2 separate regions of the Homo sapiens genome follow, and region 1 is linked to region 2. A link is a loop called in an ENCODE intact Hi-C map of the cell type or tissue named here. Cell type or tissue: dorsolateral prefrontal cortex. All regions are shown on one strand. Each heading gives the region's core, and the rest is flanking DNA. Links, peaks and the distances in the headings are about the cores only.

Region 1 (16,572 bases), core at 4,846-12,845, 160 kb after region 2:
CCCCATCACTAAACTTAAGAGGGTAGAGGAAAATTTTTTCCTTCCCTACAGCATATTAAAAGGAATATTCAATTTAACATTAAAACACATGCACACACAAACACAAAATCAACTACTTATATCCAGTTTATAAGACACAGAGTATAGTAGACACTTGGGACTCCACCCAGACCCTTTTTCAGCCTGGTGAAGCCACCCCCAGCTGCTGTGGGTATTTGTTCTTAAAGTCTCATGGGCTGCCTGCCTTCTCTAGAGAACTGCTGACTGCAGCTGTCCCACCAGGGTGGTTACCCAACCAAAAGCCCTCCAGGTGGCAAAAGAGGAGCTGTCTTTAATGGTTAATCATGTCATAGGACACCCTGATAGGATCCAATTTCTTTCCTGCATTACACACATTTCTGTCAACTATTATCTTGTAAGAAAGTAGAAATGTTGAGCCCTGTTGGGATGTCCTGATTTCAGTTTAGAGTGGAGTGAAATGGTGGAGTAAAAACTTTTATCTCCATTGCCACATCATTCTGAACCATTGTGAAAGGATATTCCAATCTCGAAGAGTCCTCAAAAGAGCAAAGTGAAGAGAGCATTTACAAGAAACATTGAATGCAAGAAGTACCTTTTTTCATTATAATATTTTTAAACATAAACAATTATTTTCAGCTGCTCTCAATACTCATGCCTACGATATTTTAACAGCCAGAAAGAAAAAACTTTCAAATAGCATAAGCAGTAAGAGTCAGTGATGTTTTTGTTTTGTTTTGGTTTTGTTGTTGTTGTTGTTTTTTAGTGTAACCAAAGGCTGGTTGCAGGACACACGCCTGTAATCCCGGAATTTGAGAGGCTGTCATAGGAGGATTGCTTGAAGCCATGAGTTTGAGACCAGCCTGGGTAATGTAAGATCTCATCTCTACAAATTTTTTTTTTTTTAAGATTAGCCAGGCATGGCGGCACGTGCCTGTAGTCCCAACGACTTGGATGGCTGAGGTGGGAGGATTGCTTGAGTCCAGGAGTTCGAGGCTGCAGTGAGCCATGATCACACCACTGCAGACCAGCCTGGGCAATGAAGCAAGACCCTGTCTATAAAAATAAATAATATAAACAGAATTTTTCTGGGAATAAATTTTTGACATATTCCTTACAAACTCACTGATAAAACATTAATATGATTTCTTGCAGATCAGCAAGACACTTAAATAATAAAATTTTTTTCCGACCATAGTCTCTCCTCATGCCAGTTTATCACATAAAATATTTTATTTTCCACTTCCTATTAAATGAATTAAAAATAAAATGGATGCTGTGCCCTATCTCATTTTAGTAATAGACCATATTGAACTATCAAATTCACTTCCTATTGCTGTAATAACAAATTATGACAAACTGAGTGCCTTAAAACAATGCAAATTGATCATCTTGCATTTCTGGGGGCCAGTCTGAAATGGGTTTCAGAAGGCCACAATGTCGGTGTCTGCAGAGCTGCCTTCCTTCTGGAGATTCTAGGGGAGAATCCATTTTCTTGCCTTTTCCAGTGCATAGGGGCTGCCTATGCTCCTTGACTCATGGCCTAATTCCTCCACCTTCAAAGCCTGCAACGTGAGGCTGCCCTTCTCATGCTGCTGTCTTTCTGGTTCTCTCTCTTCTTTCTCCCTCTTCCACTTATCAGCATCCTTGTCATTACACTGGGCCCACCTAGACAACCCAGCCTCATCTCAAGTTCAGTTGACTGGCAACTTTGATTCCTTCTAAACCCTAATTCCCCTATGCCATATAACTGAACATATTCACAGGTCCCAGATACTAAGATACAAACATAATTGGGTAGCTGGCATTTTGCCTATCACAACTATTAAGAAACAATTCTAATAAAATATAGTTTTAGGTTTATTATTTATCAAAGTTTGTAATATATTATTCCATATTAATATATTAATATATTATTTTGATCAATTATATTCTAATTTAACTTATAACTAAATATAAAATAAACTTCTTGTCACTAAAAGCCTGATATTCATAAGAAATAAAGCAAGATTTTTAATCAATAGACATAATTTTACTGCAAACAAATTTAATGGAGTGAGTACTAAAGACTTTCAAGCATAAAATTCCATTATATTTACTAGATAAAATTCTATGGGAGAAGTAGAATAGAAATTCAGGCCAAGGAGAAAGATGAAATATACATTTTCCCAATGTTTAGGAAAGGTTTTTTGTGTATACATTTGTAAAATATGACAGTGTATAACAAATCTCTATGGCATTTAGGTTCCATTGGATATATTTAAAAGTATAATTGACAGATTTGCTTTAAAATGTTGATACCATCAAATCTCACCAACTATTGCTGAGCAAAAGAAGTCAAATGATATGATTCATTTATATACTCAGGACAGTCCTCCCTGTGATCTTGAACTGACCCAGTTCTCCCCCACCTCTCACCCCTACCCCCATTCTCACTTGTAGTTCTCAAGAACAGCTGTAGAATGTGCTGGGAAGGGGGAGCTGGCGAGAACAGCCCAGACTCTATTCACGCCCCTACCCTAGAAACAAGATGTCCTTCAACACTTTAGCCCAGCAATTCACATTTCCCCGGGGCATAAAACCTTAGGTACAAAGCCCACGGCAGACTGCTTTTCAGGGTCCCTCAGCTGTAATAGAAATGGGTCATGCACAGTCAAGATTCCATCTGTCCTGGGCAGCTTTCCAGAGCTTGAGGGGAATGGCTTATGGTGGATCCTAGGCTTCTGTCGTCCCTTGCTGCCTATCTGTGAGTAATGAACCTGCTCTATGTAATTTGTTGTGTGTGGGGGGTGCTCTGTCTCACCAGACTCAGAGAAGTTGGTAACTAGGGCACTGTGAACTTATTTCACAAGATAAAATTCAAAAATAAGCAAACTAGTCAATAGTATTAAAAGTCAGGATGGGCCAGGCATGGTGGTTCACACTTGTAATCCCAGCACTCTGGGAGGCTAAGGCAGGTGGATCACCTAAGGCCAGGAGTTCAAGACCAGCCTGGTGAACAAGGCAAGACCCTGTCTCTACTAAAACTATAAAAATTAGCCTGGCATGGTGGTGTATGCCTGTCGTCCCAGCTACTTGGAAGGCTGAGGTACGAGAATCGCTTGAACTCATGAGGTAGAAGTTGCAGTATGCTGAGATTTCACCACTGCACTCCTGCCTGGGCAACAGAGCAAAACTGTGTATCAAAAAAAAAAGGGTCAGGATGCTGGTTATCCTTGGAATGGAGCAGGGAGTGACTGGAAAGGGGACAGGAGGCTTCTGGGAGTCTGGTAATGCTTTGTTCCTTAATCCGGGTGCTGGTTATACAGGTGTGCTCAATTTGTAGAAATTCATGAACCGTACACTTATGCTTTATTCACTTTTCTGTATGTGAGTTATAATATAATAACATCATTATTTAAGATGTCAATATAGCCTTTATGCATTATGGATATTTGTACAGTGTTATTTATCTTTCAGATATTTTTCTCGCTCTGACAGTTGTACTTTAACTGCTTTATAGAAAACTGGACAAAATTGACAAGAAGGCAATTCAAAGAGGGTGCCATACATTAAATAGCCAAACAAACATGAAACGACATGCAGTTTCACTGCTAACCAGGGAAATGCAAATGAATACAACATATAACTCTTTCACTCAAATTGGAAAACTTTCTAAAGGTTTATAACATACACTGTTGACAATGAGAATAGGGAAAGAGGCATGCATATGATTTTGGTCAGGGTATAAAATAGTACAGAATTGCTGAAAGGCAGGGTATTAGTCCATTTTCATGCTGATGACAAAGACATACCCGAGACTGGGTAATTTATAAGGAAAAAGCGGTTTAATGGAGTTCCACGTGGCTGGGGAGGCCTCACAATCATGGCTGAAGGCAAAAGGCACATCTCACATGGCAGCAGACAAGAGAAGAGAATGACAGCCCAGCAAAAGGGGTTTCCCCTTATAAAACCATGAGATCTCGTGAGACTTATTCACTACCATGAGAACAGTAGAGAGAAACCGCTCCCATGATTCAATTATCTCCCACCAGGTCCCTCCCACAACACAAGAGAATTATGGGAACTACAATTCAAGATGAGATTTGGGTGGAGACACAGCCAAACCATATCAGGCAGCTTGGGAGTCTTCTGACATTCTTGAGCCGCTGAATTTAGGTAACCAACCATCTATCTGCAAATCTCTAGAGAAGAAAATAAACCCTAATAATTTTTTTAATCTCAATATAGATACCCCCATCTCCATCCAAATTCATACCTTGTGAATTCAGGAACCAAATAGACTCAGAGTTTGGGTAAATCCCTCATTATCTGAACTCTCGCTACACAGCATCCAAAATTTAGAAATTGAAACATATTATATTTACTATTAATATTATTCAAACATTACATTCTTTTGAACCATTTAAACTTACAGTCAAATTTTTTTTTTTTTTTTTTTTTTTTTTTTTGAGACAAAGTTTCATTCTGCCACCCAGACCGGAGTGCAGAGGTGCAATCTAAGCTCACTGCAGCCTCCACCTCCTGGGTTAAAGCTGTTCTCCTGCATCCACCTCTTGAGTAGCTGGGACTACAGGCACCTACCACCACACCTGGCTAATTTTTTGTGTTTTTAATAGAGATGGGGTTTCACCATGTTCACCAGGCTGGTCTCAAACTCCTGACCTCAGGTGATCCGCCTACCTTGGCCTCGCAAAGTGCTGCGATTATAGGCATGAGCCACTGCGCCCAGCCTTACAGTGAATATTTTTAAATGCCAACTTAAAAATGTACAATGGGGAGGTGGTGTAAATTTTTGAAAAAATCTTTTAAAGCAAAAATTTTTGAAGAAAGCAGTCTTAACATGCCTCTTTTGAAATATATTCTTCAAGCAGACCAAAAATAAGCAAACAAAAATCCATAGGAGTTTATGTACACAATTAACAAGACTAAACAACTAACGTTCTCTGTTTCCGAAAGCAGAGAATATGCATTTTTTTCAAATACCCACTTCATATCTTGAAAAAATAGCCCTATTACAGGCCACACAAAGCTCAAAATAGTTCAAAAAATTGATATCATACTTTCCCAATCACTCCCCACGAAATAATGTTTTAGCCCCAACATATTTTTGCCTGGAAATGTTTAAACACGCATATACAAAGCCTTGAATTAAAGAGGACATCAACAGAGAGGGAAAAAAAGAAACTAACATTTCTTACACTTCTCATGTGCCTGTGGGGTTCCCCTGGGTCTCCCCACGTTGACACCCAGCTGCCACACTTGCCATGCCCCCTCCACTGAGAGCACCTCCCTGTGGCCAGGGCTCTCCCCACCTCCCCCAGCCAGTGTAACTAGCAGGCAAAGGCACCCAAGAGGCAGGGCTGCAGCACATTGCTTGGGCCCTCCGCACGCTCCCAGATAACCTTCTTAAGGGGCTCTGCTGGTGGAAATTCCTGTCCTTCTATGACGAATTAGTGCTGTCTTACTGTTACACACTCGATGTCTGTAACCCCTCCTTTCTTTTGGTTATGAACTCCTTTTCAGTTGCCTCCAGAAAGATCTTAGTTCATTTTTTTCTTGGACTTCATATTTTTCCTCAGCCTAAATTTTCTGATGAAAAAATCTCTTTTTTGTTTTATTATAAGGCTTTGGCTTTTGGCTCTTGTTTAACTGGCTTGATGGTATATAGCTCCTCAAATCATCTTTGGAAATAGATATGGTATAAATATAAAATACGTATACAAACAAATAAAACTTAAAGGGTGAAATTTTCAGGATAGGCTGGAGATCGTCAAAGGTGATATTTTTTGGCAGCTAAGCTCTTGATGAATTGTAGAGTGACCATCTCCCCGACCACTCTGTACAAGAAATTTCCTCCATTCAGAAACAATATAGATTGAACACTGAGAAAACCTTGAATACGGTTATCTCCTGTCCTGAAGATGGTTCAAAACTGCGAAGGAAGAAATGCCTCTTCTGGAAAACTGAGAGTTTAATATTCTACAGACAACCCTGTTGGGGACCCCACAGCAATTTCCCATAGTAATTAACACATTAGCTCTTGGGAGGTCACAACCGTCATTCTGTGCAGAAATGGCTGAAAAAAAGACACAAGAATTGCTTGGGGAACACAGTCATTTATTCAACCTCTGAGGTAGAAGAACCTGCAATTCCAGTTGTATTATAAACAGTCACTCAGAAAGTAGAGATAGCTGTATTTGCAATTTGGCACATTGCATCCCCAGTCAGTCTTAACATGCTTTAGTCGGTTTTCCATCCAGCGGCCACTACAAAAACAAGCCAAACCTTTCGATCTTAAATATTTCAAAGTGACATATTCACAAGAAATAAATGGAAGCTGGTTTTAGGCTTTCAGGTAAAAAACAATATAAACCTTAATGCTCTGTTCTTGGGAAAATTTATTTTTCTGATGGTTTCCCAGCACGGTTTTTGCAAGCAATGTAGAAGAGACATCTCCCATTTTCCAAAATGCTGTATCAAAGAAAGTACATGTTGGCCAAATGAACCCTTCTTCTCCACCTGATGTTTGTTTCACAATGTGATTTCCTGGAAGAGTGTTAGCTAATTTTAAGAGATTTACACCTGGAACAAATAAGCCTAAGAATGAAGAAAGACCAAAAGTGGAGCTGATTGCTTTGCCATCAAGGACAAATGCTGTCTTAGTCTGTGTTGTTATAAAGTAATATCTGAGGCTAAGTAACTTATAAAGAGGTTGGCTCATGGCTCTGCAGGCTGTACAGGAAGCATGGCACCAGCGTCTGCTTCTGGCAAGGGCCTCAGGCTGCTTCCACTTATAATGGAAGGTGAAGGGGAGGCCACATGTGCAGAGATCACAGGGTGAGAGAGGAAGCAAGAGACAGCAGAGGGAGGTGTCAGGCTCATTTTAACAACTGATTCTCATGGGCCTAAAAGGGAACGCTCACTCACCCTTAAAGGAAGGCATTCATTGATTCATAAGGGATCCACCTCCATAACCAGACACATCTCACAAGGCGCCACCTCCAACATTGGGGATCAAACTTCAACATGAGGTTTGATCCAAACATCCAAACTATAGCAAATGCTATTTCCATAAAATGCTACCATTATGATCCTGCCACCCACCAGGATCAGAGCAGTGAGCTAGAGGAAGTTCTAAGCCAGCAAAGAGTTCCACCATCTTGAGTTACTGTCCTCTCCTGCTCTTTTCTGGTGTCTCCCCTCTGGCACTGAGCCTACTGATATCCCTACCCCCCAACTCATGTCACCCTCACCTTCTCCCCCACCATGAAGAACAACCTGGAATTAGGTATGACCTCAGGCCCTGGCCCCAGTCTCCCCACCCCCAGCCTCCAGTCCTATATTCCTCTCCTCTTGCTGCTAGAACAAACAACAACAATCTCAGTGGCTTAAAATAACAGAAAGATATTAGTTCTCAGCTCTGTAGGTCAGAATTCTGAGTGGGCTCAGCTATTTCTCTGCTCTGGGTCTTGCAAGGCCAAAATTAAGGTGTTGGCCTGCGTGGGCTCTTCTCTGGAGACTCTGGGAGAACCTGCTTCTAAGCTTATTGAGGTTATTGGCAGAATTCAGTGTCTCCCAGCTGTAGGACTGAGGTGCCCATTTTCAGGAGCCTCTGTCAGCTGCCTAAGGTCACCTGCATTCCTGGGCACATTACCCCCTCTCTCTTTAAACCAGCACTGGCACGTGGTATCAGCCTCATACTTGAGTATCCTATTGCCCTCTCCTAGGATTCTCTGCTTGAAGGGCTCATGTGACCACATTGGTATCCTCCAACCCCCCATGACCCAGGACAATCTCGCTATCTTCATGCCAACCGACTATTAATAGTAATGTCAATCGCATCTGTAAAATCCCTTTTGCCATGTAATGAAACATATCCACAGGCTCCAGGAATTAGAATGCGGACATCTTTGGGGGGCAATTCTGTCTACTCCGCCTCCCTCCCAGGATTCCCTTGTTGCCAAGCAGATCTGTCATCTCTGGTGCCCGGGCTGGGGCAAGCCCTCTGCACCCAGGTACACCTTATGCTGGAACTAAACCACGGAATCGGCCTCCAGCCTTCGTTCTTTACTGTGAAGCATCGTCCTGCCAGGGGCCCAGGTCTCCTTCCCACCTGAGCACCCATATCTCAGAAGCTGGTTTTTGGCCAGAAGGGAGGCAGTTGGCTTCCTCTCCAGGAGCCTGCCACAGGCTGGTGTTACACTGTAATTGCACAGCGCTCTAGGAACTGACTGCCATCCATCAATAGCCTCCTTCCAAGAGTACTGGCCTCTGCCATGCCCTGCTCCCAGAATCCAGTACCAACAATGGCCAGAATCATCCCCCCTCCTCCATTCTCCCCCGACTGCTGCCACCAAAGAGACTCTCTTTGCCAAAGCCAGCGGCAGGAGAGCAGGAACCATAGGAGGCTATGAAGCTGCAGGCTGCCTCTCTAAGCCACAAATCAAGACCAGTTAGTTTTTCTGTTAGAAATCCTGTAAATATTTCTGATCAAATCACATTTTTGTAATTTGTAGATGTTGGTTATGTGTTCTCCCAAATATTGCTTGTTTAAAAACATTTCTCCCTGAAAAGAAATATGTTCTAGCTCTCTTTTTTCTAAAGCCAGAAATATAAACAGCACCAAGAATTTATATACGAAAGATTTAATATTTCCCAACCTCCTCATCATTTCTACTCAGCTTTCAACTCCTACTCAATGCATTTTCCTAAGGGAGTCTAAGTTCTTACTAATTCACAAACATAGAATACTGACATAAAGAATCGCTGCAAAATCTGTAGTAAGGAAAAGAGAGAGGAAGGGCAAAGAAATCTGCCCACAGAGGTAAAACAACATGCTCCTTAACGCCATCTAGTGGGCGGCCAGATAATTCATCTATCTCCCCTACTTGGTCCTCCAGCCTCCCCACACCATGAGTGTTTCCGTACATACAGCCCACCCTGAAATTATGCATACACACGTGAGATCATTTGTATTAATTTATTCTATGACCCTTTTTTGTTAACTTCATAAGCATCAAGTTCATACATGAATCATAGTTCACAAACTCAGGAAACAGCACATCTCTTTATTTATATAAATTAATTTGATTTCTGATCCCAGTGCTAATAATACCAGGCTGGTAGAAAATCTAACCTCAATGACTTTCAGAGTTTCCGGATGTCTCCCTGAAGCTCTCGCACGGTTATGGAGGTCTGTGTGCACTGCTGCAGGTCTGTGACATGCCCCCTGGACTCGCATCAGTTTGCTAATTGCTGAGACATCCTCTTCCCCCTGCATGGCCCCAGCTGGGCCCCATTGCTGCCATGAGACTCCATCTCCCTAAATGAGCTGGACGGCCTTTGGATTCTTGGATTCTCCCCTGGGTCCGTCAGCATCTCCATGTGCTTCCAGGAAGCCATGACCAAGACTCCCTCTCCTCTAAGACCCTCAGACTTCCTGCTCTTGATTCACGTACCTCTCCCTCCTGCCCCTCTGCGGTATCAGATCTCCAAGCAGGACACCTCATCATTGAAGTGCCTCTCAGGGACCTACAGCCTTATCTCCTCAGTGGGTTTAGAATCAAGTCAGGCAGCCTCAAGCCTTCCTGGGGGCAAAGAATCTCGGGTCTATCTGCTTGAAGGAGGTGGATAAAGGGAGAAAATTGGGCCGAAAGCCCATAAATATCTCAACAGCCTATTTAGCCAATAGCAATGAAAATACATAGCCTTTCTCATGTATTTATGGACAATTATGCTCATGTCCAGCAGAGAAATCCTGAAGTATACGTGAGCCCTGCCAGAGTCAGTGATGCAAGTCTTTCTTAGAACCCTGAGCTGGCGGGAGGCTAACCTTAGCCACCAGCAGCCTTAGCATCGGCGGCCTCAGAGGACTAATTTCTCCCTTTGGAGGTGGGACAACATGTCTCCCTTCTGAAAAACAGTCCACAAGTTATTTTAGCACTAGTGTATCAGAATTTAAAAGGAGGCTCTTTAGGAATGCACCATGGTGTTTTTCAGCAACTTGCTGCAAGGTTGCCTTCCCAGCCTCCTGGGACAGAAGGAATTACTCTTCCCTTTGTTCCCACACAGTATGAAATTTGTAGGTGTTTTTAGCACTTCTTTTATTCTGCCTTCTCTATGTAGAAATAAATGAACACAACCCACACAAGAAAGGCAAAGGCTACTTATTCAGAGCTTGCTCCATCAAGGGAGTTGGCCACCATCACTTTTGTTTGGCAGGGACTCAAAGGCAGGCAGGGGAGTGGGAGAACTTTACAGAGCACACAAGGGATGGCTTCAGGTGTGCCCTGATTGGAGGCTGTTGGCCTGGGGAAGCCCACGGTGGCCAACTAGGAGCATTGAAGCCTATCTGATTGGTTAGGGCCATAGTTGGCTTTCTGTGGTTGGTCTTAAATTGGAAGCAGGCACAAAAATTAGGGAAGGTGTCAGTTATTAATCAAGTCCTGTTCATTTGGGGCCGACTACTAGAAGGGTTATTGTTTGGCTTCTTAGACCAGTTGCTAGAGATAGTAGCCTGACTTCCTGTAAGTCTGGCTTTTAAAGGCAGCAGATGGCTTCCTGGGCTGGTTACTGTATATAATGGGTTGATTTTCTGAGGTAGTTGCTGCAGATTTGGGGTCAGAGTTGTATTTTTATATACGGTCTGGCCACTGTCTATGTGTATATTCAGTCTCTCATCTACTACAGTTGGCTATTTCTACTGAAGGCTGTAAGATCCTTGAGGACAAGAGCCAGATCTTTGTATTTGTATTGCCAATGTACAGGGTCTAAGACAAACATATTTTGAAAATTGAGCTGAATCAATTTCACATACACGTTTGTGGAGGTAAACTGAATACGTTTCATTTTCCCTAGTACAGTCACTAGGCTTGTTTTTCCCTTTAGCACAAAATACTAACAGATAGCACTGTACGGTCTTCCATTTTAAGCAAAGCTTGCCGCCACTGCTAACAATACTGCTAACTCCACTGTATTAGTCCACTCTCACATTACTATAAAGATATACCTGAGACTGGGTAATTTAGAAAGAAAGAGATTTCATTGACTCACAGTTCCACATGGCTGGGGAGGCCTCAGGAAGCTTACGATCGTGACAGAAGGCGAAGGGGAAGCAAGGCACGTTTTACATGGCAGCAGGAGGGAGAGGGAGAGAGAGAGAGAGAGAGAGAGAGAGAGAGAGAGAAAGGGGAAACTGACAGTTTTAAACCATGAGATCTCGTGAGAACTCACTACCACAAGAACAGTATAGGGGAAACTGGCCCCATGACCCAATCACCTCCCACCAGGTCCTTCTCTGGACATGTGGGGATTACATTTCAAGATGAGATTTGGGTAGGGACACAGAGCCAAACCATATCATCCACGTATGAATAATTTGTCCTTAATTTTTTTATTTTCCTGCAACTTCCCTTGCCTGCCTTCTGTCTAAATTAAGGCAACAGCCCATGAGCTGTTGAATACCACCTGATAGGGTTTGTCACTCTGTATTTTTTATTGTTGTTATGAAACTGAGCTGTGTCTACCTTTCCCAAGTTGGCTTAAAAACAAGATGCATTTGTATCGAACCAATATTTTCCTGGTATATTTTGGCTAAAGACATACCACAGACTGAAGAGATTTGAAGAGGGCCTTCTCTCCCAGGTAAGAGAATTAAGAATATATTATCATTGGTATCCCTTCAGCTTTGGTCTGAACACCCAAATAAGTAGTCCTCTCCTCTCTAATCGAGGTAAAATTCTCATATATAACATTAACCATTTGGAAATATACAATTCAGTGGCATTTACTGCATACACAATGTTATACAATGGTCACCTCTATCTAATTCCAATGCATTTTCCATCACCCCAAAAGGAAATGACATACCTATTAAGCAGTTAATCTCCATTCCCTCGCCCCATTAGCCCCTGACAAAACTAATCTGCTGTCTCTATGTATTTACCTATTCTGGATTTTTTATGTAAATGGATTATACAGTATGTGACCTTTTGTATTTGGCTAATTTCACTTCACATAATAGTGTCAAAGTTCATCCATGTGGTAGCACGTATCAGTATTTTGTTTCATTTAGGTTATCTGTTGATGTGTCAGAGGCATTTGAGCCACAGCACCCCCATCTTGAACAGAAGCTGGGTAAAATAAGGCTGAAACCTACTGGGCTGCATTCCCAGATGATTAAGGCATTCTAAGTCTCCAGGTGAGATAGGAGGTCAGCACAAGATACAGGTCATAAAAACCTTGCTGATAAAACAGTTTTCAGTAAAGAAGTCGGTTAAAACCCACCAAAACCAAGATGGCCATGAGAGTGACCTCTGGTCGTCCTCACTACTACACTCCCACCAGCACCATGACAGTTTACAAATGCCACGGCAGCGACAGGAAGTTACCCTATATGGTCTAAAAAGGGGAGGCATGAATAATCCACCCCTTGTTTAGCATATCATCAAGAAACAACCATAAAAATGGGCAACCAGCAGCCCTCGGGGCTGTTCTGTCTATGGAGTAGCCATTCTTTCGTTCTTCTTTCTTAATAAACTTGCTTTCACTTTACTCTATGGACTTGCCCTGAATTCTTTCTTGCACAAGATCCAAGAACCTTCTCTAGTGGTCTGGATCAGGACTCTTTCCTGTAATAGAGGGACATTTTGTCGGTTTCCACCCTTTGTCTGTTGTGAATACTGCTATTATGTACGTGGGTATAAATGCTTTTGTGTAGACACATGTTTTCAGTTCTCTTGGGTATATACCCAGAAGTGGAATGGCAGGGTCACGTAGTAATTTTGCATTCAACTTTTTGAGGAATCTTCTCTTGTTTTAAAGCAGCAGATGCAAGGAGTGCCGAATCCAGTTGAAACATGCAGGGAAGCTAGGGAGAACTGGAATGGCTCTGCAGGCGCTCCAGGGGTGTTCGCCTCCTCCCTGAAGCCTGCTGAGCCCTGTGTACCATACCAGACTGCACCATAATAATCCGTTTCCTACGTCTGTAATGCCAACTAGCCTACAAGTCCCTCTGCAGCAGGGGACACATTTTATAGGTGCCTCTGTGTGTCCCCAGTGCTTAGCAGTTAGCACTGTGCCCCGCACATAGTAGGCATTCAAAAATGTGGGTGGGGTCTCAATCAATTTGTAATGATTAAACTAATTAAGGCAGCATTCCCTTAGCAGTTTGGTCCTTGTTTAATAAGAACATACTTTTCCTTGGGATACCCACTGAGAGCTGCTGAAAGGGTACAGCACCATCATCTAACACAAAGAACATATAAATTTGGAAAGCAATATAGCCCGAGATGCGAGATGCGCTAATGATGATAGCAATCTCCACTCTGGGATGGTGCATTGAACTTGTGTTTAAATTAAAAGCAAGCGCCTTGGAGCATTTCTCCATTCTTAGTACAATGGCTCATTATCTAAAGCAAAATACAATCTTAGAAAACACTGTCAAATAAAGCTAAGTATTGTGTCTGTAAGAAAAATGATCTAAGTGATTCGCAGGTTATATTGTGTCTTCATCATTCAGAATTTCTAGGACTGAGAGTTCACCCATTCTGCTTCTATAGAATCATCAGTACATCTTAGGATCATGAAGGACAGAGTTAATTTTTAAAATGTACAATAAACTCAGCCCTACTGTTAAATGCTACCGTTACACAGCTCAATCCTCACAGCTCACTGCTTTGTTGGCATTAGGTGTTATCTAAATGCAAGGCCATGGCATTCAAAAAGCTGTAAAAGAAGACTTAACACACCCAGCTCTGTGACACTGGGCGTCATCGCAATGAGATCTTTTTCGTTCCCCTGTAAATTCTCCCTTGATGTTGAAGAGCTGAGACTAAAAATGATCAAACACCAATTAAGCCATAGTGATCTAAGAATTATGCCAGATGATGACTTGGAAAGGAGGGTCTGCTCCTGGAAGATAAATCAAGAAGAATGCGAGGGAAAGAAATATTAATGCAGAGTGAAAGGGTATGATTTCAGAGTGGCAGACAGGGATGAGAGACGGAATTTCCCCTCTCCCTTTCTAGACCAGCCCTTCTCTCTGTTTCAGATGGCACCCCCTCTCTCCCCACTCCAGGGCATCAGTGTGGGTGCCTTCTCTCGTGCCCCCTGGCCAATACAGCCTCCGAAGTCCCCCTCCTGTGCGCCCCATTCCTCACCCTCCAGCTGCCACACCCTAAAAACTGATTTTAAGCTTTTGAGAACTCAGGATTATTAAAATAGCCTTCCAGCCACCTTATTGCCTCCAAGTTTCCCCCATGCTAATGTATAGATTAACCCCCCTCCTGTAGGCTGATTCGCAGTTCAGGAGCTGCTGCTGACATCCCCTTCCTACAGAACAGAGTGCGACCCAGCCTTGCCTGGCACTCGAAGCTGACTGCTCTTTCTGGACCACAGTTCAAATGAGCTATTTCTGCTCCCCAGACACTTTTCTGCTGTCTCAGGCGGGGTTCCGCAGAGGCCCTGAGATGACGATTCATGTGCAGGTGACTTACTGAGGAAGCTGGACAGATGACAGGGAAAAGCCTAGAAGGGGGTGACTTCAGACACAGACCTTGGAGGGAACAGAGGGGAGCTCTGAAGTTTGTCTTTATCCAGGGCGAGGGCACTGGGCCTTCAGACTCCCTACACCCCCCAGCCACTGCCTGACACTGGAGAAGGGCCAGGTGAGGGTGGGAGGGAAGATGGGCTGTAAACCCAGGCACTCCTGGGACTCCGTAAGAGGAGGCAACGCTAGCTGAGTCCCAGGTACAGAGCTGTGGGAAGCAAAACACAGAAGTTTGTGTAGGGGGTTGAGTGGGTGGGAGTAGAACAAGAGGAATGGAAAAGGGGCCTAAGGACTTTGGGTGGAGTCACATGTCGGTCACACTTGCTTCCTACCTGGTGTTTTATGGGTGATCATAGAGGAGGCCATACCCTCATCTCCACTTGCCCAGATCTAGACCATCTTTCATAGCCCAGCATCCACAAGCCTTCCCTAACCACCAGACACACACACGTGCACACACATATATACACACACAGAATTAGTCCCAGCCAACACTGCCCAGCTACCAAATGGACAAGGTCCTGACGAACAGAGTATTCCCAGGCCTGGTCCTGGGAGATGGGGGCATGCGAGTAAGCAGGGAGAATGGGCACCCCAGCAGGGCACTGAGCCCAGCGACCCTGGGTCACCAAGGGTGGGTAGCACCTGGGAGTCCAGGCTGTTAGGAGAACAGGGCCAGGCCTCTTCACGGGTGGTGGGATTCCAGCTCCTGTACCAAGTTGGGAGCAATCCCTACCAGTCTTCCCGGAGGGCGGTATAGCTGTGGGAGGCAGAAATAAAATCAGAAACAAGCCAAAAACAGAAGTAAAATTATATGAACTGGAAACAACAGTGGAGACAGAAGGACAAGAGAAAGAAAGCTGTAACTTGGGAGGTGACCAGGCCCAACCAAGGTACCACAGCCCGGGTCAGCCTGACTGAGCATGGGGCCAGATATTGACCTCCACCCACAGGCAGGAGCACGAAGTGGCTGAAACTCAAAGGGGCCCTCTCAGGGATCAAAGAGGCTGCTTTTAAAGTTCTTGAGATGAAATGCCAAAAAAGAGACTAGTGCCTATTTGCTCATTTTCAATACTATGTCCCTCTATCTACAGTAGAGACTGGCAAACAAAATATTCAAATTCCCTGCCTCCTTTGCAGCTGGAGGTAGTCACATGCCACAAGCCTGGCCACTAAAAAATAGGTAAAAGTCCTCAGAAAGGGCTCCTCTCTGCTCTTTCCTGGTCTCCTTTCTTTTCTGGCTGGGATGCAGCTATTGGTGGCTGGTGATGTGGCAGTCATCTTAGGACCATAAGGATGAAAGCTACATGTCCAAGGTAGACAACGTAGAAAGAGACTAGTCTCCTGATGTAGTCTTTGTAAGTTAACAATAACTGCAGTAACAAGCAAACTTTGAACTCTCACACAGCAATCATTTATGATGTATGTAAATTTCAACTAGCAGGGGATGGAAGGAACTGCTCTGCTCCATGTCATGATTCAGGGACCCAGGCTGATGGAGGTGCTACCATCTTCAACACATGCTTTCTCAGATCACCCTGGGTGTGAACATCCAACCAGCAGAGATGAAAAGAGGGAATGAACCAATTCTGCAGTAAAGTTTTATGAACCAGAAGCAAAAGCTGCATATATCACTTCCAACTGCTTTCCTTTGGCCAGAATTCAGTCATCCGGCCACACTAACTGCAAAGAAGTCTAGGAAACATAGTCCAGCCCAGGAGGAAGGGAAAATAATGTGGCATCTGTCAGAACACTCTCCTGTGGCCACACAAACCCCAGACTGCCTCCCTCTTGCCTTCTGGTGGCAGAAGCTTGGAAGGAAGATATATATCTTCCCTAAGATACTGTTTGTTGGGGGTCCTTGCTATTCTCAGCCAAGTATAAACCCAGGATAACAGACATCGTGGTACAGTTCAAATATTTACATGTATAAAATTAATCCTTTTAACATTCCTACAACGAATGCAAGACTGTTAATCACAAGATAATTATAGCATGTACTG
Region 2 (16,572 bases), core at 2,729-10,728:
TAGGACTAGAAATCCATCAGTTTCAATGCCTGAGCTCTGAGGGGTGCCTTCTGTTTTGCAACCACACTTCCAGGCTGGTGAACCCTAGAGAAACAAAGGTTCAGTTATTATTCCTTCCAAGAGCACACACCCAGATGTGGCCTTGTATGGGAGGAGCTAAGCATGGCATGTGGACGCTTTAATTTGACCTCTATGTACATGCAATGCCACATCTCAGATGTGATTCTGATTTCATTCCTCTAGGGCTGTGAGTCTCAATCAGAGGTCAGCACCAGAATCAACCAAGGAGCTTTTCCAGTCTGCAGGTATCCACTTCCCACCCCAGACCTATAGGAGCAGAAACTCTGGGGGTTAAGCCCAGTAATCTGGGTTTAACAAGCCCTCCAGTGATTCTGGAGTTCATTAAAGTTTGAGAACCACTGCCTTAAAGAAATAGTTTAAACCTGAGAGACATTCAATAGGACCAATGTCCGGGTCTCACCCCGCAAGAGTACAGCCTACCTAATAGGAGTTTTATAAACTATCCAGATGTTTTTAATATGCAATCCAGGTTGAGAACCTCTGCCTTTAAAAGTCTACATAAATGGATTCCTCATTTATGAACCCCTTGAAACAGTGTGCAAAATTGGGTGTATATGTATATGTGTATTTTTCTGGGAGAGAATCCATAACTTTTATCAAATTCTCAAATGGGTCCGTTATTCCAAAAATGGTTAATAATATGAACACTTAAGAGAGAGCATGCATTTTCTCTTATTTATTTTGTAACTGGGACACTTCATGAAGAAAGTGGTTCAAATATTAATGTGTGCCAAAGATGCTAAATAAATATGAATTAACCTTTTTCAATCAAGTACAAGATGGTTTCATATGTCTTAGAGTAGATAGGGGTAAAGGAAGGATAGCTGTTATTCCATACTGGTCTCTGTCATTGTCATCATTAAAATTTATTCCCTATCCTAGAGACAAGCTACCATATTGCATACAATTTTTCTCATTTGATATACATACAACCCTGTGAGCTATGCTAGGCAGGTAATACAATCCTATTCTTAGATGAAAGGTGAAGTGACTTTCTCAGGGTCACACAAGTCTTAGTAAAATAATAATTTAAATGAAGATCTCCATTAATGTTTGGTCTTAACTACGGGAGACTAATACAACATGGAGAATGGCTAGACCATCTAAAAAACAGAACTCTGACTTGCAAATGCAGCAGCCTGCCCAGTAAACCAACCCTTTATCTATAATAAACAACAAAGGAAGCCAGCCTACTCAAGCTAGACTTGCGGGAAGCCAGACTGCTATCTCTAGTAACAATCCAGCAGGCTAAACAATCACTTCTTCAACAACAACAAAAAAAACAAAATGTTGAGGATTTGATTAATGAATGGCAGTTTCTCTAATTTTTGTCACCACTTCCAGCTTAGGACCAGAAAGAAAGCCAAATATGCCCCCAACCCCTTACATAGACTTTTCCGGTCTGCAGGTATCCACTTCCCACCTCAGACCTATAGGAGCAGAAACTCTAGGGGTTGACCCCAGTAATCTGGGTTGTTGGCTGTAATCTGGGAAGTTGGCTGCAGCCAGCTTCCCTATGTCAACAGCCTTCAATCAGGACACACTTGAAGCTGTCCCTTTTTGCCCACTGTAAAGCTCTCCCACTCCCCTGCCTACCTTTGAGTCTCTGCCAAATGCAAGTGATGGTGGCTGACTCTCTTGCTACATCAAACTCTGAATAAATCACCTCTGCTTTTCTTATTTGAGTTGTCTGTTTATTTCCACAACTAACTTTATGGGCTCACCCTTCCTGGTTTCAAAAGCAAGGAACACCACTACTTATTGCTAAATACTACATATACCTTCATACAGATACACTGATGGGATGATGCCTTTTCAAGTTAGCCCAGGGTAGAGTTTTTCCCAGAGAAATATCTATAGACTCTACCAATATGTGAGTCAAAGCAAAAGATAGATCCATGGAATAGATTCTCATCCCAACATGGCTTCCAGACTGAGGATTCAACTGGATCTGGGATGAATATCTTAAGTGACACCTTCTTCCCCCAGCCCAGGTCATATTTAATTCTGATCTTCACCTTTGGATCTAGCTCTAAAGCATGTATTGGTGATTTCTTAACTACGTATAGGGCTTTTTTTCTCTTTTTTATCTTTTCAAAGTATTATTGATGATCATATCCTCTTACGGAGTATGAGCTAGGTGGGGAAACTGATCTGCAGAGAGATTGCATGACTTGCTTGAGGTCACGTGACCATGGCCTCAGTCTCCCAACATGGCTCTGTGTTATCCCAAAACAGGATATACAGGACATTGCTGTCATCCCATTCAGGAATGCAGGACACTACTGTCATCACATTGCCAGCCCATATCTTGCTCATGGGGCCCTCCTGACCCCAAGGAAAGGCATTCTCTGCCTTCACTGCATGCTCACTTTGTCCCAAGGGAATCTGGAATGAGTTTCCTTCACAGCCTCTTAATGACACAGTGGGGTTGAGAAAGGACATTGCTGAGTCATTTCCAGCCAAAGGAAAGTATTATTTATAGCAATCTGCACAGACCAACCTTGGTAGTAACTGAAATGACTTCCTTCTGGCACAGGGTAAGTACCAGGCTAATTGTCACCTGTACCCTTTAAAACAGCTCATTAAGTATATATGGGCTGCTAATTGCCTCCCCTAAGTTTTCCTATCTCTCTACTCTGGACGTGATCAGGTTCTTTAGCCCCATGGGCTGCATTTATACAGCCTGAGAGGTTTGTTCTTCCAACGTAATTTAAATCTATATTATGCATTTTTGGCAAAGTTTGACTATGGGCGGAAAACTGAAAATTTTGCAGGACTTCCATCACACCAGTGCAGTCTCTATCTCTTTACCTTTTATTATTGGAACCTCCCTCTCTTTTTTCCTACCACTCAGCTTTTTGTGTTGCTTTCTTTCCCTTGTACATTACCCTCCACTGTATTCACCAAGTCTTTCATCTTTCCCATAAACCAGACTGATGTTGACAACTCATTTCTTGTCCTTGCGCTTCACACCAAAGTGTCTAGTTGAAATATATGGGCCATAGCACAGTGAAAATTGAGCATTGGCAAGAGATATTCCCTGATATTTACTATATTACTCAGGTGATTCCTAATTATGTATTGTCTTGCATTTTACCTTTTTATCCTCATATGATTTGTATGCCCGGAGAGACCATAAACCAAGACACTACCATATCTTCCATTTATATTAGCCCTGTTAGCCCTCACCGTATCAGTGCCCAAAGAATTTGGTTGAATCAATGTCTTTCTTATACAGCATGCCCAGATCCCAGTATTTAGAAAATAAACCTGCATTTATTGTTTTGAGGATTCAAATAAAATCTCTTGTCCCACATGTCAAGTTTCTCACTTTGCTTGTTCTCAGATAGAAGAGTAAATAGTAAGTTTAAATGTTCTCTCAGTTTAACTCTAATAATACATATCATTACAATTGCATCTTTGAAATTTGGAGTATACATAGATACATATACACACATATACTATGTGTGTATACTATACGTATACATATATTTGGAGTACACATATAAATACATACATGTTTATATACATATGTAAATATGTGGATATGTGTACTCCAAATTTAAATTAAACCTTCGCTTGAGATTTCAAGCATAGCTAAACGTTTGAAACTCCTGTTTCTACGTTTGTAGCACAAATGCTACAAAAATTACTCAGCAAGTAAGACTGCTCTTCTAAAAGAAGGAAATGATCATTGAAATGAGATTTTACCTTGGATGGATTAACGTTTGAGTTATTTAAAATATTCAAATAAAGTGTTAAATGGGAGCAACATGGAATATGTAGGACATCACATATGGAATAATATAATTTGTTCTATAACAAATACAAAAACACACATATGTATGCATATAGTATATAGATGTGTGGAAATTTACTTTTACTTTTCACTTGTTTTTCCTGAAATTTTACCATAATCATTAACCACATTTTACAGAAAAAAATACTGGCTAAGGCCAGTCATAGTAGCTCACGCCTGTAATCCCAGTACTTTGGGAGGCCGAGGCAGGTGGATCACAAGGTCAGGAGTTCAAGACCAGCCTGGCCAAGATGGTGAAACGCTGTCTCTACTAAAAATACAAAAATTAGCCAGGTGCAGTGGCAGGCGCCTGTAATCCCAGCTACTCGGGAGGCTGAGGCAGGAGAATCGCTTGAACTCGGAGGGCAGAGGTTGCAGTGAGCCGAGATTGCGCCACTGCACTCCAGCCTGGGCAACAGAGTGAGACTTCGTCTTAAAAAAAAAAAAAAAAAAAACTAGCTAAAAAATTACCAATCTCTTAACATAATTTTCAAGATGAACATTTTCCATATGTGCCCAATATGAAGTATCTCTAGATTGGCCTGACTACTTTTGCCTATTCTCCATGGGTCCTACTCCATTGAACATTGATCTAGACCAGGGTTGACAAGCTTTTTCTGGAAAGGCCTAGATGATAAATATTTTAAGCTTTGCAGACTAGTCTCTGTTGTAACTATACAACTCTGCTGTCGCAGTTTAGAAGCAGCTGCAGCCACATGTGGCTATTTAAATTTAAATGCAGTAAAACTAAATACAATTTAAAATTCAGTTCCTCGGTGGCACTAACTACATTCCAAGTGTCCAGTGACCACATGTGTCCAGCAGCCACCATTTCAGACAGCACAAAGAACATTTCCATCATCACAGAACAGCAAAACCTAACTCTCAAGATCTTCAGACTACGTTACAATTCTTCGGAAAAGAATGGGAAAAAAACATTTCATTCCCTAAGCTCCTAAATCCTAGTCATTTTTGACACTTATTCAATACGAATGATTTATAATAGCATCAAGGAGTGTGAAAGTTTCATATTTTGCACAAAATTTCCATGGCGTGATTTTAAACAACATTTTAATTTTCACCAGAGATGAGGTGTTAAAAAGCATGGTGGAAATTTTATTTGGAAGAGTTAAGAATGGAAAGCCAAAACTATCTATACAATAAAAATTATGGGGCTGGCCTCCAATTATTTTTTTAAACATCTTATAAAACTGAAATCCAAAATACAATCATTTTAAATACATCCAAAAATGATAAGGAAGGAAAAAAACAGGTAAGAGAGAAAGACATCAAGCAAAACTGTGTCTAGGGAATGTATCATTTAAAACTACCACCTGCTTTCAGCGGTATTTGAAAGGGACTTTGTCCAATTACTACTTCCCATGATATGGCCACACTTCTATCCTGAAGCTTGTTCTGGTTTCCTTAGAGCATAGGAGTCAAATATGGACACAAGATGGGACAGAGACACTTTCTTTTTAAAATCAAGCACTAGAAAGGTTGCCGAATGATGCAAAACTAAGCAGGATATGAAGAATAAAAGGAAGAACTTTAAGAGAAAAATCACACCATAGCATTTCTAACTTGTTATCGGATTTTCATAAGCTTTCATTTTCCCCATGCATTTCTTGGTGGTTTAGGTAGACACACTATTTATTGCCTACCTGCAATTCCCTCTGTATAGCGGGAGAATTCACATTCCAAGAAAACTAGTGGAAGAAAAAAAAAAAAAAAACCAATGGCCTAAGAGAAGCGGCTCACATTCATCTACTCACCAGCAGCCAGATGAGCTTTGTCTCTTCCACAGCCCATTTGAAAGTGGGTACAAGAGCAGCTGCCCCCAGCAGCAGCAATAAACATGTGTCCTCAAAAAGTTATGACTGTTGACTGCAGAAGAGAGGATGGAGAGTCTGAGAACAAGGCAGTTTGCTTATTGATTTTGAAGCCCACAGTGTGACAAGAGACCAGACAGAAATGTGTTCAGTTAAACTTGGCACAGACGGGGGCCGACAGCCACGTTTTAAACTGTATAATTTTATAATTAAAGATCGGGGTGGTCAAAATAAATAGAACAACATTAATCAAGTCTTTAAGATGCCACTGTACAAATCAGCCACTCTCATGTCAAAGAAACTTCGACAACTTTCAAAGGGCGTCATTTTGTGCAAACAACACACTATATTCTAATGTTTAATTAGCTCAGGTATCAAAAGGCAGATGTGGCTGCAATGGGAATCCCAACATTACCTATGGCAACGGCTGCCTGAGCACGATTGTGGTCACATTCTCTATGCGACAGTTCTCCCCAGTCCTCAGCAAGCCCTTTTTATTCTCCAACTCGGTTTTTCTTTATAAAAATGGTCAAAATGTGAGCCTCCTCACAAGAATTTGATGAAATTTTATGTGGCTTCTGGAGACACACTTTGAAGCTGAAGGCAGCGAATTTTATATGAACAAAGAAGAGTTGTGGTTTTTCAAGCAGTGTTTCTCAAACTTTAATGAGACATCCATCACCTCGGGATCCTGTGAAAATTCTTATTCAGGAGACCTGGGTAAAGTCTAAAATTCTGTGCTTCTAATCAGCTCCCAAATGATGGTGATCTGCTGGTCTACAGACCACACTTTGGATAGCAAAGCTAAGTAACACATTAATTCACCATGATCAAAGACTCCTCCTTAGACTTGGAATTGATAGAGGGTATTATTCTTTAAATGCAGAGTTCTAAAATATTAGAGTGACATAGGACCTAAGAGATTATCAAGAATAAACTCTTCCATTGTTATGAGCACTGAAGGGACACACTCACAGTTACACCACAGTGTGGCAGCAGCTTCTGGGTCTGGCTTCCTTTTGACAGCCATAATAACACATATGTCAAGCCCTACGCAGTAGAAAAGCATGTTCACTATGACAGAGAAGAAGGAATAGAGGGAAGGAAGAGAAGAGAGAGGGAGATGGCTTATTTCTCACATATCTGTATAACTGAATTCCGCAAAAAGCATGGTGCACGACATCAAGAATCATTCGGAAGAGTTGTAGGGCTAATGAGGTTCCAATAGAATTAATCAGTTCACAAAGACTTCACCATTCCTATCCAAACTTTTCCTTGTAATCAATACTATTACCTTCTGAAAAACCAGTTGAGATGGTACGGCTCCCATCCTGTCTTACTTCTCTCCACCAAAGCTTTTATATAGCACCTATTCTGTACCTAACATACCTTCGTGTATGGTATCACATTCAACTATTGCACAAATCTGTAAAGTGGATAGAATTATCCCTTTTTTAGATGAGAAAACTGAATTTGATAGTGATTAAGTACCAAGTATGCGGTAATACAGCTAGTAAGAGGCTCAGCTAAGATTCAGAGTCATGGCCCCCTATTGCAACCCTGAACTATTTCTTTGTTTTCAAGCCTGAAATCACACCAGGCCTATAGCTTAAGTCAACTTGTAATGAGTTTACAAATTTATTATGTTCCATTTGAAAGCTAGCTAGTACAAGTTATTTCTAAAAGAAACTACCTCTCCCACATTGCATCAGTTTTTAGATTAGGAATAGCTCAACTCCACCTTTTTTTTTTTTTTTTTTTTTTTTTGCCTTTAGTACCTCAGGAACAGAGATTTGAATTAATCTTATGTATTAGTCAGGGTTCTCTTAGGGGGACAGAACTAATAGGATATATATATACACATATATATAAAGGGGAGTTTATTAGGTATTAATTTACACGATCACAACGTCCTACAATAGGCTGTCTGCTAGCTGAGGAGCAAGGAGAGCAAGTCTGAGTCCCAAAACTGAAGAACCTGGAGTCCAGTGTTCGAGGGCAGGAAGCATCCAGCACGGGAGAAAGATGTAGGCTGGGAGGCTAGGTCCATCTCGTCTCTCCACGCTTTTCCGCCTGCTTTATATTCACTGGTGGCTGATTAGATGGTGCCCACCAGATTAAGGATGGGTCTGCCTCTCCCAGTCCACTGACTCAAATGTTAATCTCCTTTGGCAACACCCTCACAGACACACCCAGGATCAATATTGCACCCTTCAATCCAATCAAGCTGACACTCAGTATTAACCATCACATCATACCTCTGGATTTAGAACATATTACAATAATCATTTTGTACAAGGACCTACTCCTGTTTTCTTTTGTTTTTCCCCACAACCCTCATCCCTAACTCTCTCCTCTCCACAGATTTCCACTGTGATGTGTTGGATATGCATCTTTGAATAGTTGTACGGATACACACAAATTTTAATTTGCATGTATGACGCTGTTCTGTTTTTTTAAACAAATGCTCTCCAAAGGTGTTTCACTTACTACTGCAAATGCTCCCAGGAAGCAGTTTTAGGCATTTCAACTGGGCAGCATGTCCCTGAAGGGAAGCAGAGAAAGGCTGGCACTCAGGCATGGAGAAGAGTCTCAAGAAAAGGGCATTAATTTCCCTCTCTACCCAGTTATGCCTGGTCCTCAGTGTCCTCCCTGGGGGAAGGCTCATCCGAAGACCTCCTAGAGATGCTGAAAGTGTAGATGCAACCAATGGAAACCCAGAGATGGATACAGGGGAAAATTTTGTCCATAATCCAGGCATATAATTCAGGCATAAGAAATCATAACTGATTTATTTTAATCCATCTATTTCAATTTTTTTACACTTTTAATATTTTCAGCATGAGGGCCACTGATTATTTTACCTCTTTTCTCTTAAAGAAAAGTTAATTATAAAGACTCAGGCCATAATTTCCCAGGAAAGTGTCAGGATGATCTAAGACGAGTCCCAGGCCTTTACCATGAAGCAGACTCTCAGGGATATTGTGAAATCGACATATGAACAGTGTGTGCACATTCATTTCTCTATTGCTTCAAGGACATTCAAACCCAGGAAGGCAGGTGGGCTTCTGAGTTTTGATCTGTGCCAGTAGCTCTCACTCTTGAGCTGGCGTGAGAGCCCCCAGAGGGCTAGTTAAAGCTGGGCCCATCCCCAGAGCTGCTGACTCAGTAGGGCTGGGGCTAGGGCCCATCAGTCTGCATTTCTAACAAATTGCCATGCGGCACTGACGCAACTGATCCAGGGCTTTCACTGCAAGAACCGCTGCTCTACGCAATGTTAGGACCAGATGTTTCAAAAGATCAGAAAATGGATTGGGATTCTTAATTGACTCTTTCTGTTCAGACAGTATCTATACAATGTGTGATAATTTTTATTTTCTCCACATATGTCTTCTTGTTTCTTAAATCCTCGTGATCCTCTAGATATATATTTGGAGCACAATTTTCACTCAATGCCCCCAAAAAACCTGTTATGGTTTTCAAATACTCTGTATCTTCATTTTCTGTCTACTTGATCTGTCGGTTTCTAAGAGTATTAAAATCTCTCACTATGAATGTAGATTTTCAATTGTTTGCTTTATTTATATGTCAAAACTATGATGGGCACTGTAAATTGCTTTATGATTCTTTTATCTTCATGGTGTGTTTTTGATTAATATAAAACATCTTTTCTTTTTCCTTCTTAATGCTTTTACCCTTGAGTTACATTTTGTCATTTTAGCATTATTACTTCTGTTTTCTTTTTATTAATGTTTGCCTGGTTTGTATTTTTCTTTCTTTTTATTTTCAACCTTTCTGCATCATTTGGTTTTATATTTGCCTCCTGTAAACAGCTCATAACTGGATTTTTTATTCAATCTGAGAAAGCCGTGTTATTCGCATAGATTGTGATTCCTGACATGTTTTTCCTTTTTGCAATTCTGTTTTGGTTTTCTGTTTATTGTGCACCCTTTTTATTTTTTTCCCTGTTTCTTGTTACAAAGTTTTCTTTATTCCATTTTTCTCCTCTGATTACTTGGCTATTACCTCTATTACTTCTATTCTCTAAATAATTACCTTAAAATTTTTAACATGCATATTTAAACATATTTTCCAACACTGAAAATTATTTGTTCATTCAACAAATATTCAATGCCTGCACACCCTGTGTGAAGCATTGTCCTGGGAACAGGGGTTCCACAGAGTAGGAACAATAAGCTCATGGAATTTACATGCTGGTAGGAGAAGCAAGGCACTAAGGAAAGTAAAGCTCACCTGCAGATATTTGCAGAAGAGCCAGGAGGCAAATGTCTGGAGCCACTGAGCAAGATGGAATGTCATGGGAGATGACATCAGGGAAGTAAAGTATGTTGCCAGGGCCGTGTGGGTCAAAGTGAGAAGCTTAGCGTGTTGTTGTTGTTGTTGTTTTATTTTGTTTTTGTTTTTGAGACAGAGTCTCACTCTGTCGCCAGGCTGGAGTGCAGTGGTGCAATCTCAGCTCACTGCAACCTCTGACTCCCTGGTTCAAGCGATTCTCCTGCCTCAGCCTCCTGAGTAGCTGGGATTACAGCCACGTGCCACCACACCCAACTAATTTTTGTATTTTTAGTAGAGACGGGGTTTCGCCATGTTGGCCAGGCTGGTCTCGATCTTTTGTCCTTCTGATCTGCCCACCTCGGCCGTGCTGGGACAACAGGTGTGAGCCACTGCACCCAGCCGAGAAGCTTAGTTTTGCACTAGGTTGGGAATCACTGGAGGATTTTGATCGGGGAAAGAAGCAACCTGACCTGGGTTTAAGCAGGTTCAGTCTGGCTGTGGAGGTGAGAATCCAATGATAGAAAGCACCGGCAGAAGCAAAGGCTGTTAGAAAAATCCAGTCAAATCCAATGGTGGCTTGGATCAGAGTGGCTGCAAGGAGTGGGGAAGTGGCCACATTCTGCATATATTTTGGAGGTAGAGCCAAAAGTAAGGTTTGCTAAAAACCAGATTATTGGTGTTAGCGTAAGAGAGGAGATGAAGTTAACAGCAGGTGTTTAATCTGCAACACGGAGGACCAGATGTGCCATTCACGAGAGCAGAAACTGGTTCCTGCAGGACAGGGTGGGAAATGTGGGGGCCACGTGCAGGTCATGTTCAAATTTGAGATATCTACTACACATCCCAGTGAGACAGAGTGTGCAGTTATAGAGAAAGGACTGCAATCGATGGGAGGCAGAGTCCTCGACATAGGGATAATATTTAGACAGGAACTTTGATGAACTCTCCTGGGCAAGCAGACTAGATGGCAAAGAGAAGAGTTCCAAGAATTGAGTCTTGGGGCAGAGACCATGTAAGAGGCCAAGAAGAGGAAGAGAAACCAGGAAAAAAATTAAAAGAATGAGAGAGAAAAAAAGTGAGAATGATTGCAGGAAAATCAGCTGAGATGTGTTCAGGAAGCCAGGGACAAACAGTGTTTCCAGGAAAGAATGTCAATTTCTGTTGATAGGTCAAGTACAATGAGCTCGGAGATTAACCACTAGATTTTTCTAGGAACAGTTTCAATGGAGGCAAAAACCTGTTTGGAGTATTTTCTAGAGAGAAGGAGAGGAGAGGAATTGGTAGCAATTATAGATGATACTTTGAAAGAGTTTTGTTGCAAAGAAGAGATGCCCTTGGTAGCCTCAGTCAAGTCAGGTGAAATATTTTTTTTAAGATAGGAAAAATAATAACATGCCCGTATGTTATGGCACAGATTCATTTGAGAGGAAATAACTGATTTCTGCAGAAGAGAGAGGAAAGCATTGATGGAGAGCAGGTAGAATACATGGGGACATCCCTTTTTCCCCTTGGAATATATCTGCCAAAGTGACCAGACCACTTATCCTGTAGGGTTTCCTGAAGTCTGGTTGTTGCTCACTGCATTTTCATGGTATAGTTTGGAATGTTCTCAATGGTTTCTAAACACAATTTTGTAATAACAAAGCTTTTTCTTTAAATCAAATTTTAGCTGGAAGCACAGTAGAAAAGGCCTCAGAAGGTGCAGCTTGCGTGTTGGAGTGGGGCCAATTGGACAGTCCCAAAAGTGAGCCAGGGGCTCCACCACGGCTGTCTTGGGGCCTTGTATCTGAACAACTATGGAATGGATAATTAGTAGAGAAACACAGATTTCTGTTAAAAGGGAGCTTTTGAACACCTCCACTTGTTTATAGTATTGAGCCCAAATGAGACCAAAATCTCACTTCCTGAAATAGCTAGAATGCAGATTTTCCATTTAAAGCTATTGTCATGACAAGAGATTATCTTCCATAAGGTGAAAACCATAGGCAACCATGCTGTCTGGGATTTGTACAGCCCTTCGCATTTTGAGAGTTTTTCACAGACAGACATGACATCCCTAAATTCTAACTGCTAACCACCTGAGAAGGAAGCTGAGGCTCTAAAGGTCAAGGGAGGCCATTATCACACAGATAAGTGGGGTTCTCTCCATAGACTGTTTTCTTTGGGTATGGAGATAACAGTATTGACCAAAGACATCAATAGGGTTTGCACTCTTAAGTGGATTGGCCAGAAGTAGCAATGCCCAAGTGTTCAGATATTTGGTTTCTTTAATGATGAAGAAGACATGTTCTCCAAATGACTTTGCAGAGCCAGAGACACAAGCAGTGATTACTGAACTCAGCCAAATTAACTGGCCCTTGGGAAAGTCAGAACATGGCCTCTTCAGGGGGCCCTCACTAACTCAGCTCACCAGCCTGGGAAGCCTTTTAATTCAAGTAATATTAGAAAGGGGTGTTTTTCTCACTGGTTGTCCATTCCATGTGGTACACAGAACTATTTATTTATTTACTATGCATTTTGTATCGTGTTGTATCATGTATCATGTCATTCCCAGTTAGAGCATATCTTGGTTCTGCTGCAGCACAGCTTTGGGGTTTATTAGAAAAGTAATGAAACAGAGGAATCAACCATGTCAAAAAAGGAGAGACAATTTAACAGGAACATTTCTGTGTAGAAACAAAGACCTGTTTTTTTAGAACCGTGAGTTTCTTGCTGTCTTCTCCAGGCTTATGTAACTGCTAATTTGCAATCAGGACTTAAGTTATTTTCACACCCTCATATTAAAAAGCAGAGAATTCATAAATATTTACCAGATAATTGCATATGATACATAATTTCTTCTCTCCCCATAAATTATGAACACATTTGATACATCATGAGGAGGAAAAAAGTTTAGGAAGACAACAAACAAAAATGGCCATTAAAATGGCCGGTCCCACTTTGGTGGCCTGTCCAATTCTTTTTCCTCATAAAACCCCACTACGGAAAAAGAAAGATTCTCAAAATTCCTAAGGCAGTGGCTTAAATTAAACATCCACAGTCCAAGATGAAGCTGATTGATCCAGGTCACTTCCTAACTCAGGGTTCTCACACTTACAAAGTTTCCAATAATCAACCATTAACTACTGTAGTTCCCTGAAGTAAGCTTTTAAAGGGCCATAAAGCCACATTTTCTAGCTTCTCCTCTAACACAGAAATCTTCACATTGATTTTCCTCTTCTCATCGGTTCTAACCCCAATATCCCAAACTCATTTTTATTATCTTAAATAATCAAAATAATGTCCAATAAGAAATAATAGCCAGATAATAACTAAACTCTTAAGCTATAGAGGATGCATTGCTTGAATGCTACGGCATAAGAGATTAAAAAACGTACAGATTAAAAACCAATAACTCACCATTCCAATCTAGTTACAAACAGGTATTGTCTATCCCACACAGTGTTTCATAATTTTTAGTTGATTACTAACATTGACAAATTGGGAGATTTCCCATAAATCTGCTTTTATGGCTCAACCTCAAAATTTGGAAAATCTGGCAAAACTGGGTTCACTGATTATCTTGGGGTCTCCAAATTGCCACAGTTCCTCCCATTCTCTCCTGCCCTTACACTCACTCTGTTTCCCTTTGTAAGCATTTAAGCTTGCAATCCCTTTCTAATTGTAATTCCTGTCCAAATGCAGCCTGCTTCAGTAACAGAGGAACCTCGAAGAATAAGTAGTAAAATACTCTTTTTTGTCCCATTTCATTATTCATTGATTTATTCCAACAATAGCATGCCCTATGCTAGACTAGAACTTTGAAGATATTAGTATACATCTAGTAGAAAGGCTCACATCCGAAAATCTGACAGCATCAAATGCTGGAGAGGATGTGGAGCAACAGGAACTCTCACTCATTGCTAGTGGAAATTTAAAATGGCACAGACATTTGGGAAGACAATTTGTCAGTTTCCTATGAAGGTAAACATAGACTTACCTAGCAGTGAATCTGGCCCACAGTTGAGGTACGATACATAGTTTTGGAAAGAAAGGAGGAAGGAAAGAATGAGGGAAGAAAGAAAGGAAAAAGGAGGAAGGGAGAGGGAAGGAGAGGAGGAAGGCAGGAGATGGAGAGATATGGGAGGAAAAGACGAGGAAAGGGAAGGATTTGCATTATGATAGAAAAACTCATGGGATGAGAAGGATTTGACTGTGCAAGTTTGGATTCTCAGTAGAGGTTACATATGAAATAAAATTTGAAAAATAAATAGGAATTAGCTAAGCAAAAAGGCAGATAAAGCAGTCTTATGAGGTACTTAGTAAACACATTTGCTCTTTTCCTGAGCACTCGACTAGTCATAAATTCAGTTGTGGTTGGATTCATGTGACCATATTTGGCTATCACAATATAAGTGGCTAGTAGAGTGAGTCACCACTTTGGTTTGCCCAGGAATTTCCCTTTTTAGTGCTGAAAGTCTGATTTCCAAAAAATCCCTCTTCATGACACAAAGAGTCCAGATTTTTGGCAATGAATGCAGAAGTTTGGGACGAGAAGTACAAACTCCCAATGGATAGGGTTTGAACTTCTTGGGCAAACCAGGGTGGTGACTATACATTGAGTTCTTCAAAAAATAGAAGCTGGAAGCAACGCTGTTTTTAGTGGCAAAAAGATATGGCAAAGATTATCAGCCTTCCATAGCTGTCATCACTGTTTTTTCCCCCAACCACTGATCTGACAACCTCATTTTTGGTTCACAGTAATGAGTCATTCATCTTTACATCATTTTGAGTGACATGACTCAAGTTTGCAATTTAAGTGCATTGTAATTGTGAACCTTCACAGACCTACTTTGCCTGTGAATTACCTATTGTGCCTTGAGTCAAGATGGTGCTATTTTACTATTTAACAGTGTGAATGTTGTGATTAGGACTAGAATTAACTAGTCCCATTGTTGTGCATGTTTTCTAAGAGTTCAGATAATGAAAATGAGAATGAATACAATATCAACACCAGCATGACCCAGACATCACTGAAAAGAAGGCTAAGAATGATGATTTCCAGTTTCATCCATGTCCCTACAAAGGACATGAAATCATCATTCTCAGCAAACTATCGCAAGGACAAAAAACCAAACACCGCGTGTTCTCACTCATAGGTGGGAATTGAACAACGAGAACACATGGACACAGGAAGGGGAACATCACACGCTGGGGACTGCTGTGGGGTGGGGGGAGGGGGGAGGGATAGCATTAGGAGATATACCTAATGCTAAATGACGAGTTAATGGGTGCAGTACACCAACATGGCACATGTATACATATGTAACAAACCTGCACATTATGCACATGTACCCTAGAACTTAAAGTATAATAATAATAATAAACAAAAAAAGAAGGCTAAATGACTGTTACTTTAATTCCAGCTGGAAGGACACATAGAACTGAATTAGCAGGTAAATAATCAAAAGAGATAACAATGCACAATCTGTAGAAAAGGATTTGGGATCGGACCTGGTGGAGAAGAGAACATGAAAGCGTATTTGGAGATGGAATCTCACAAGTTCAGAAGGACAGAGGCAGGTATATCTAAATCAATCAAAAGTTGTCTTTTCTCACCAAAAGACACCAATGCCCTATCAAAAACTGTAGCCGCTAAATTAGCTAGTGTGCTAATTAGTGCTAATGCTCTAAATTAGAGCATAACACAGGAATGAACACAAATCATTGCATGGTTCCCTTGATTGCTTTATAGAACTGAATAAAGCCAAACTTTCTGATTCAGAGTTGCAACTAGACTGTTTCACGGATGAACAAGGAGGAAAATTTTGATAACAGATGTGTTAGCCTCTCTGAGTATGGGGCTGATCCTGTCAGATCTTACTAGTGATCATATTTTCTACAGTAAACCAAGTGATGTATAGAATCACAGCAACATAAAAATGTCCTCTTGGATCTTAGATACTTTGATGTGAAAAAATGGAGTTTCAAATCCACTTCTTGATTTCTTTGAAGATGTTAAGGAAACCATGGGAAATACAAAACAGAAGATTGTTGATATATCGTGTCCAAATACAAACTAGGCTTTACTCATCTGTCTGCACATTCAGGAGACAATGCAAATGTAAATTTGGGAAAATTCCATCCAGTCTGTAAACTTCTTACCAAAGAAAATAAAAAGATCTGATTTCTAAATGTCCTACATCCTTTGTCCATGACACTGCTGGAAAGAGGTATGATTTGCTTACCTGGGATACTGAGGCTTTCCTAATCAAAGTTTTTGGCCACTTTACAATTTACTCAAAATGTGCAAAAACACTTCATGAGACTTTTTGCTTTGTGGAAAAGTGAAAAGAGATTGCTTCCTAAAACATGTCCTAAAAGATAACTGTAATTGTGGTCCACCATAAAAAAAGATGTTAAAATGTTGGCTTTCCGTAAAATCTTACTTTCAGAGAGTGGAACAAGAAGAATGCCCTTGTCTAATTTGGAAATACATCAAGGATAAGAATAGGGAAAAAGATTATAATAATACAGACATTTATGTGCTATTTCTCCAAAATTGTGTGATGACCTTTGAAG

What was found. A loop is a pair of places that touch in the nucleus more often than their neighbours do. Peaks named below come from ENCODE experiments on the same cell type or tissue, not always from the same donor. Only the 100,000 strongest peaks of a DNase experiment are listed, where the experiment ranks them.
Region 1: a loop joins it to region 2, with 2.9 times the contacts of the local background. A loop is called at or near these places in 4 of 110 quality-filtered maps.

The regions. Positions count from the first base shown.
Region 1 is chr13:100,714,406-100,730,977 of GRCh38, reverse strand. The region is part of intron 1 of NALCN-AS1 (NALCN antisense RNA 1); the gene reads right to left. Among named protein-coding and RNA genes, the nearest start is that of NALCN-AS1, 14 kb to the right of the region's middle. In dorsolateral prefrontal cortex, for the core only: CTCF peaks have their summits at 8,674 and 8,876 (motif pointing left); a DNase peak (open chromatin) is centred at 8,897; H3K27ac peaks cover 798 bases.
Region 2 is chr13:100,873,791-100,890,362 of GRCh38, reverse strand. The region is part of intron 2 of NALCN-AS1 (NALCN antisense RNA 1); the gene reads right to left. Among named protein-coding and RNA genes, the nearest start is that of LINC00411, 62 kb to the left of the region's middle. RefSeq lists an enhancer at 8,774-9,068. In dorsolateral prefrontal cortex, for the core only: a CTCF peak has its summit at 6,665; a DNase peak (open chromatin) is centred at 8,902.